Linked DNA regions of Homo sapiens: regions 1 and 3 are each linked to region 2. A link is a contact called in ENCODE Hi-C or POLR2A ChIA-PET data. All regions are on one chromosome and are shown on one strand. Each heading gives the region's core, a stretch centred on a gene start or an enhancer-like site at or near the end of the contact. The rest is flanking DNA. Distances are from core to core; before and after follow the strand shown.

Region 1 (2,896 bases), core at 378-2,877, 1.0 Mb after region 2:
GGGAAAGGATTCCCTATTTAATAAATGGTGCTGGGAAAACTGGCTAGCCATATGTAGAAAGCTGAAACTGGATCCCTTCCTTACACCTTACACAAAAATCAATTCAAGATGGATTAAAGACTTAAACATTAGACCTAACACCATAAAAACCCTAGAAGAAAACCTAGGCATTACCATTCAGGACATAGGCACAGGCAAGGACTTCATGTCTAAAACACCAAAAGCAATGGCAACAAAAGCCAAAATTGACAAATGGGATCTAATTAAACTAAAGAGCTTCTGCACAGCAAAAGAAACTACCATCAGAGTGAACAGGCAACCTACAAAATGGGAGAAAATTTTCGCAACCTACTCATCTGACAAAGGGCTAATATCCAGAAACTACAATGAACTCAAACAAATTTACAAGAAAAAAACAAAACAACTGCATCAAAAAGTGGGCGAAGGACATGAACAGACACTTCTCAAAAGAAGACATTTATGCAGCCAAAAAACACATGAAAAAATGCTCACCATCACTGGCCATCAGAGAAATGCAAATCAAAACCACAATGAGATACCATCTCACACCAGTTAGAATGGCAATCATTAAAAAGTCAGGAAACAACAGGTGCTGGAGAGGATGTGGAGAAATAGGAACACTTTTACACTGTTGGTGGGACTGTAAACTAGTTCAACCATTGTGGAAGTCAGTGTGGCAATTCCTCAGGGATCTAGAACTGGAAATACCATTTGACCCAGCCATCCCATTACTGGGTATATACCCAAAGGACTATAAATCATGCTGCTATAAAGACACATGCACACGTATGTTTATTGCGGCATTATTCACGATAGCAAAGACTTGGAACCAACCCAAATGTCCAACAATGATAGACTGGATTAAGAAAATGTGGCACATATACACCATGGAATACTATGCAGCCATAAAAAATGATGAGTTCATGTCCTTTGTAGGGACATGGATGAAATTGGAAATCATCATTCTCAGTAAACTATCGCAAGAACAAAAAACCAAACACCGCATATTCTCACTCATAGGTGGGAATTGAACAATGAGATCACATGGACACAGGAAGGGGAATATCACACACTGGGGACTGTTGTGGGGTGGGGGGAGGGGGGAGGGATAGCATTGGGAGATATACCTAATGCTAGATGACGAGTTAGTGGGTGCAACACACCAGCATGGCACATGTATACATATGTAACTAACCTGCACAATGTGCACATGTACCCTAAAACTTAAAGTATAATAATAATAAAAAAAAAAAAGACAATTGAGCCCTATGGTTCTCTAGCATTAAGGACCGGGAATAGGAGAAAAATCAAAATAGGAGACTGATAAGAAGCAGCAATTAAAGTAAGAATAAAAAAGATGGTGATGCCCTGCAGGATCAGTGCAAAGTTGTTTCAAAAAGGAGGCAAAGATCAATAGTGTCAAGTGACAGTGAAGAGCCAAATTAAATGAGGACTGAAAATTGACCACAATGTTTGATAACACAGAGGTCACTGGTGACTTGAAAGAGCAGTTTTAATGGAATGATGAGGACTGTAGTAGAATAGAGAATGTTAAATACGAAAATGGATATAGGCAGAAACATTGCTCTTTGAAGTTTTTTGTCATAAAGAGGAACAGAGAAATGTGGTGGCAGCTGAAGGCAAATCTACTGTCAAAAAACAGAAGTGTTTTTTTGTTTTGGTTTTGGTTTTGGTTTTTTATTTTGTTTTTAAGTGGAGCCGTTACAGCATTTGTGTATGCTGCATTGGGAGAGAAAAGTTGATTGTGCAGAGAAAGGGATAGCCATTTTAAGGGCAGAGCTCTCAAGCATGGTCCACGTGGAGGAATTAGCTTTAAATAAAAGCCAGGATTCATAGTGTATTATAAGACAGCAGTTATTGATAAGAACAAGAACAAGATCTTAATCATTAGCATGGGTGGCAACTGTAGTCCCCTTCAAAAGGAGAAAGGGAAACACTCACTCCCAGCTTTAAGTTTTGGCCCTGAAGATGTAGCTCCCACTTTAGAATGACAGCATGTTTTCTCCCTGAGATTATTACACTGTCAGAGGGGCTTGGTCCAGGTGCTTTGATTTCTTTTCCCCTCCAACTTTCAGAATCCAGCTATTATGTCAGATTCCTTTTTTCCTTGTTATAATTTTTTTCTTTGGGGTCCAGTTATTGAAATCATTCATGTTTTTCTTGTCAAAACATTATTTGACCCATGTAAATTAGTCTTTCCAAATACATAATGCAAGATATTACTAGTTTTATGTAAATATCAATTACAGCCCTGCTTGGAAAACCAATATGCTCATTCTATGAGGCAGTAAAAACAGTCAAAAACATGGAAGGCTTAGGATACAATAGGAAAGCCTCGTGGTCAACAATGGAATTTGTCCTCCTTGTGTAACCTTGCAGAACACTGATTGATGTGGCGATTACAAAGCTTTCATATCTTTTTTTTTTTTTTTTTTTGAGACAGTCTCGCTCTGTCTCCTAGGCTGGAGTGCAGTAACGTGGTCTCAGCTCACTGCAACCTCTGCCTCCCAAGTTCAAGCGATTCTCCTGCTTCAGCCTCCCGAGTAGCTGGGACTACAGGCACCCACCACCATGCCTGGCTAATTTTTGTATTTTTAGTAGAGATGGGGTTTCACCATATTGGCCAGGCTTGTCTCAAAATTCTGACCTTGTGAGCCACCCACCTAGGCCTCCCAAAGTGCTGGGATTACAGGCATGAGCCACCATACCCTTAATTTTTAAAGTATCCTCTTGCATATAGCAATATTCTGCTGTTTGACCAAGGGCTCAGTTTTGATGGGAAGTATATGGAATGGTGAGAAAACTGGAAATACCTTAATCAGATAGATAATCTTCTGAATAATGAGTGACAGAA
Region 2 (2,833 bases), core at 192-2,691:
GGGATGTTAAAGCATTGTAGTGTTCTAGGAGGACTATAAAGATGTGGATTAATTCCAGATTTTAAAATAAAACTATATATGTATTAAAAATATAGGATGCCAACTAAGGGAAGAAAAATATAGTCTAGGGTTTCCATGAGAGTAGGAGATAAAAAAAAATGTAGAAAACTTTATTAATCTACCAGAAGGGAGGAACAGAAATAAAAAAGAAATGGGGAAGAAAGATGGTAAACAGAAAACATGAATTACAAAGGAAAAAGAATATATAGTTATCACAGTGAATGTAAATAAGTTGAATTCACTTATTGAAGTACAGTCTATCATGTTGACTATATGTTGTTTATAAAAGATCCGACTAAAACAAAAACTACACAGAGATTTGAAAGAAAGTATTGAAAAATATACTAGGCAAATAATAACCAGACAAAGGATATATCAATATTAAAATAAAATAAAATGTAAGACTGAAAACTTTGATAGGGATAAAAAACATTCTACCAAGAGAATATAATAATAATGAATTTGTGAGTGTGTAACAACATAGCCTTGAAATATATGAAGTGAAAACTGAATTACATGGTGAAATTGACAAAACAATTTAGTTGAATTAAAAACCTAAATATGAAATGGAAAAAATTTCAGAAGAAAACATTTAAAACATGAGAATTGAAAAATAATTTTGCCACAAGACACAAAAATACAAACCATAAAGGAAAATACCAATACATTTTTATACATTAAAAAAACTTTTTGTATCAGAAGATACCATATAAGGGAGAAAAAGTAAGTTACGTAATCAACACAGGATTATAAAATCAACAAAGAATTAATATTCAGCATAGAAAGAGTTCCTACAAATCAATACAAAATGACAGCCTGATAGAAAAATGGTTAAAATATGTAAAAAATCAATTTATAGAGGAGAGAACCTGAATGGCCAATAAATATAAGAAAATATCTCGACCTCACTAGTAATAAGGGGAATACTTGTCAAAATTACAAAAAGGTAATATTTCACATTCATTATGTAGGAAAAGTATTATAAAAAGTAGGTTAAACAGAATTCTCAGATTCTTGTTGGAAATACAAGTTGTTAAAGTAATTAGTATCTAGAGAAGTTGATACTCACGTCTCTAATCTAGATTTTCAGTTTCTAGGTTTATGCCATAAAGAAACTGACACAAGTTCATAAAAAAGAATATTTATTGTTCTAATGAAGAGCAAGAAAAAGTTCAAATCCAACAGTTGAAGGAAAGATAAATAAATTGTATGTACATATATACACATAATATATATATATGTGTAACATAGGTATTTTGGATTTAAAAACTTGTGTTACAAAATTAATGAGAGGCCATTAGGCTGAGATGGGTTTAGGCCTTAGGTCCTACATAAGCAAACTGAAACCCAACTCATTGTAAATAGTGAAATGAAACTTTTAGCTTAACCAATCAGAAACTTCCAACTATATAAGCAAACTGAAACCCAACTCATCGTAAATAGCAAAATGAAACTTTTAGCTTAACTGATCAGATACTGCCAACTAACCCTTAACTAGGGACTTTCCACTTTAATGAATCAAATATTTTCTTTGTCTTGCTTCCATGAGCACCTTATAAAAGTTTTGCCCTCACACCCTCTTTCTAAAGTGCTAAACTGCTTGTAATTCATGAATTGTTAAATGTTCAAAAAACTCATTAAAATTTTAATATGTCTAAGTTTTGGTTACAATTACATAAATATATGGCATAGAAGGAATTTTAGATGCTAAGTTTTGTTTTTTAAAAAATAAATTCTCCTTGTAGTATGGGAGCAGAAAAGAAAATAAATAATAAAATAAAAAAATAAATTCGACTTCTGCTTTCATCTCTGACACATAGAGGGCTTGGAAATAGTCACTTCCATCTTTACAAAAAAAATCTTGAACAAAATGAAAAATCAATTGCTTTTCTTGAAACCTTCAGAAAATTGAGGTCAGAAAATAAACTGTCATCCTGAAATCTGGAGACACCAGCAAATACAGAGAATCATAGCTGAGATCAGCTTACCTGGACCAGAATCCATAGGAGCAATAAACTGATAATGACACTTAAATGGTAATTTTGACATGCTGACCTAAAGGAAGAAGCTGAGGAACAAAGTATAATTTTAAAGAGTTTACTTAAGCCAAGGTAAGAACAGTTGCCCAGAAAACTCAGACCTCAGTAAATTTGGATATGAGCTCCCCATTTGGCCTTTGTTACAAGCAGGTTTCTAAAGGTGAAGAGGGGGGACAGGAATGGGATTATACAAAGTTGCTCATCAGGAATTCTCATTGGTTTACAGAAAAAAAACATTGATTAGTGGTTGGCTATACATTGTTCTTTGTATCACACATTCCAGGACCATGAAGATAATGGCTGAAGGTCACATTGTGCAACTTGTGGTAACTTATTTTGAGATATGTTTCATCAATACCTAGTTTATTGAGAGTTTTAAGCATGGAGGCTGTTGAATTTGTTAAAGGCTTTTTCTGCATCTATTAAGATAATCATGTGGTTTTTGTCATTGCTTCTGTTTATGTGATGGATTACATTTATTGATTTGCATATGTTGAACCAGCCTTGCATCCCAGTTATGAAGCCGACTTGATAGTGGTGGATAAGCTTTTTGATGTGCTGCTGGATTCGGTTTGTCGGTATTTTATTGAGGATTTTTGCATGGATATTCATCAGGGATATTGGCCTGAAATTTTCTTTTTTTTGTTGTGTTTTGGAATCAGGATGGTGCTGGCCTCATAAAATAGGTTAGGGAGGATTCCCTCTTTTTCTAATGTTGGGAATAGTTTCAGAAA
Region 3 (2,870 bases), core at 210-2,709, 540 kb before region 2:
ATACTGAGAGAGCTACATTATTGAGGCAAAGACAGATTCATGGACATATTTACTAGAAGCAATAAATAGAAATGACAATGAGCAATATATAGATTTGTTCAATAGTACAGCCTACAATAGAAGTAAAAAGAAAAAAACCAAAAATACCACTATTAATTATGAAAAGAAATGCACGTGTAAGTGTCTGGATACAATGGGACAGGGCAGAGGAGGGAATGAAAAATGCTTGTTAGAGAGCTTTAAAAATTTCCTTTCATTCCTTTTTAGTTGTCAGGTCTATGTGTATCAATATTTTTGTGTATATTCACCAGTCAGCTAGAAATTGATTATATTAATAACTCCTAGAAATATTTAAAATCTTTTTTATTTGTGGCTTTGAATGTATCTACATCTAATTACATCTTGCAAGTATATGATCAACTGAATGCCAAAAGCCTTCAGAGGAACAGCACATCTCTGTTTGTATGTGTGTACATATACAAATAACTTTATATAATTTTATATAAAATTTTAAACAAACACATAACTATATATATAAAACTTTAAGTCTATCACCTCCTCTGATTCCTGTAATAATTTCCTAAGACATGTAAGTCAGGTGTTATTAGTCTCATTTTATAGATGGGGAAATTGAGAATGAGGAATAAAATGAACTGCCAAAGTCACAGATAGCAAGCTCAGTCACAGAGTCCAGAGTGAGTTCCGTTCTCTCTATTCCAATATTTTATTTCCATTTAGCTATGACATCATTCTTAAAAATGCTCTAAGATGTCACAGGCTAAAACTATTGTTTCACTTTTAATACTTGCTATTACTTGAAGGCTTAAATCTTCCTAAACACAGAAATGTTTTTCCCTTTAAGAGTATGTGAACATGGACCAGGTGGGGTGGCTGTAATCCCAGCAGTTTGGAAGGCCGAGGCAAGTGGACCACTTGACCCCAGGAGTTCAAGACCAGCCTGGGCAACATGGTGAAACTCCATCTCTATAAAAAATATAAAAATTAGCTGGTTGTGGTGCCCTGTGCCTGTAGTCCCAGCTACTTGGGAGGCTTAGATAGGAGGATTACTTGAGCTCGGAAGGCCAAGGCTTCAGTGAGCCAAGATCGCACCACTGTACTCCAGCCTGGACAACAGGGCAAGACCTTGTCTCCAAAGAAAAAAATAAAAAAGAGTATGTGAATATGGCTTTCCTTAAAAAAAATTTGGTTTCATGTCCAGAATGAACTTTTATGGCCCAAATATGTGTTGTGAAATTCTGATAGGTCCATTAAAAATGCTTGCACTTAATTCCACTATTTGGACTGCTGAATATAAGCCTTAAAAGTTGACATTTATATTGGCAAGCCCAACAGGGCACAAAATCTATAAATGGCAGTGATGGAGGAGACAGAAATATTTTTTCAAGTACTTCAGCAGTGACGCTAGGGTGCAGCATTGTCCCTTTTCTCTGGCAAGGTAATGCATTCAGAGGAAACAGAACATAATTTTGATGACACAATGCCAGAAACCACAAAGTAAAATCTAAAGGCACAAACCATAGAACTCTACAGCTTCTTTGCTGTTGGCAACCTACGATTGTCAGGACTTTGCCAAAAGCAGAACTGGCTTTTCTTTGGAAGCAGGTCAAACATGCCGGTCAAATGTTCCTTCTGGTCCATTTCACTGGCCTCATGTACTAAGGGGGCACTAACAATGTTAACAAGATTGCAGACATCAGTGCTGGAGGTAGACACAACTGTCAGGTAGTATAAATAAGGGAAAGAAGGTGATGGCTTTCAAGTCCTGGCAAGCTGACTTTAGTCAAGATTCTCTTTCCTTTTAACAGAAGGTCATCAGTATGTCTGCTTTCCCTAGTTTCCTCTTTATGATCACATGCACACAAAATATATTCAACAGTCATGGGGAAAAATAGATGGGAGTTCATCGAGTGATTAAATAACTTGCCATTCAGAAGCAGGGGTAACATGAAGGCTTTGTGTTGAATTTATCCACTGTACAGAGTGGTCAGTAGTAGGAGCAGTAGCATCACCTGCCCTGGACCCAGGAAGCCCCCAGGCATAAAAAACTAGCAAATGTTATTCAGGCCTTAAAGCTACTATGTTCTGACTCAGCAGTAGCACTGGCATTAACAGAAGTCTAGCTGCTTCTAGTCACTAAAAGAACAAAATCAGGTTCCAGTTTTATTAACTGTTTTAAGCAGTCACGCTTGAGTAGACAGTGCTGATATGAAAATCTGTTCTTTAGGGGTGGTTTTTTTTTTTTTTTCAGTCTTACAGACTTCGAATTTCATAAAAATCACTGGGATTCCTATAAAATGTCACAGACCAAAGATCAGGGCTATTTTTGGTCTAGAACTCCCACTTTTTTCCTACTCCACTCCAATTTGGATGGGCCTTTCAAACACAAAAAACCAAAAAAGGATGCCACACTGCATGCTTTGTCAGAAGAAGTGCCCCAGTTACATTCTAGAAACATGAATGCATACATGCATGAACATGCAGACATGAATGAAACTATGTAAATCATCAAGGAGCGATGTAACTGAAACCAAAGAATTTGAGCACAAGAAAGGATCTTATAGAGAATTTAAGTCAGAGTTTCATTTCTCAGATGAAGTTAAGGAAATAAAAGGTTAAATAATTAATGATGAACTCTAATAGTAACAGTAATAGATAACTTTTTAAAGTGCTTACTATGTGCCAGGCACTGTGTAAGCCCTTCACGAGGTGTTTTAAATGACTTTCTCAAAGTTGCAGAGTTATTTTGCCAAAGACTTAGGGTTCTCATTTTCTATTTTGGTGCTCCAAAGAAAAATGAGATGTGTAGCATACCATCCTTCGCCCAGGAAAACAAAACAAAACAACGCAGA

What was found. A loop is a pair of places that touch in the nucleus more often than their neighbours do. ChIA-PET counts read pairs that join two places held with the same protein, here RNA polymerase II (POLR2A). Pooled maps may share reads with other maps.
Region 1: a loop to region 2 is called in a map with no recorded cell type, with 8 times the contacts of the local background. The contact joins two enhancer-like sites. A Hi-C loop is called at or near these places in 1 of 168 maps with a recorded cell type or tissue (posterior vena cava), 4 of 37 single-sample maps with no recorded cell type and 3 of 50 pooled maps.
Region 3: a loop to region 2 is called in a pooled map, with 6 times the contacts of the local background. The contact joins two enhancer-like sites. A Hi-C loop is called at or near these places in 2 of 37 single-sample maps with no recorded cell type and 5 of 50 pooled maps. POLR2A ChIA-PET finds 5 or more read pairs at or near these places in 2 of 52 experiments (GM12878 and activated T-cell).

What each region holds. Positions count from the first base shown.
Region 1 is chr7:94,159,269-94,162,164 of GRCh38, forward strand. No RefSeq gene overlaps it. Among named protein-coding and RNA genes, the nearest start is that of BET1, 160 kb to the left of the region's middle. RefSeq lists an enhancer at 1,697-1,806. Within about 2 kb of position 1,628, at least 3 of the 41 ENCODE cell types and tissues checked have a DNase peak (open chromatin) inside an H3K27ac peak, as active enhancers do.
Region 2 is chr7:93,164,175-93,167,007 of GRCh38, forward strand. No RefSeq gene overlaps it. Among named protein-coding and RNA genes, the nearest start is that of SAMD9L, 17 kb to the left of the region's middle. RefSeq lists an enhancer at 1,515-1,584. Within about 2 kb of position 1,442, at least 4 of the 41 ENCODE cell types and tissues checked have a DNase peak (open chromatin) inside an H3K27ac peak, as active enhancers do; they include GM12878, where a contact is called at or near this core.
Region 3 is chr7:92,619,757-92,622,626 of GRCh38, forward strand. The region is part of intron 6 of CDK6 (cyclin dependent kinase 6); the gene reads right to left. Among named protein-coding and RNA genes, the nearest start is that of FAM133B, 31 kb to the left of the region's middle. Within about 2 kb of position 1,460, at least 5 of the 41 ENCODE cell types and tissues checked have a DNase peak (open chromatin) inside an H3K27ac peak, as active enhancers do; they include GM12878, where a contact is called at or near this core.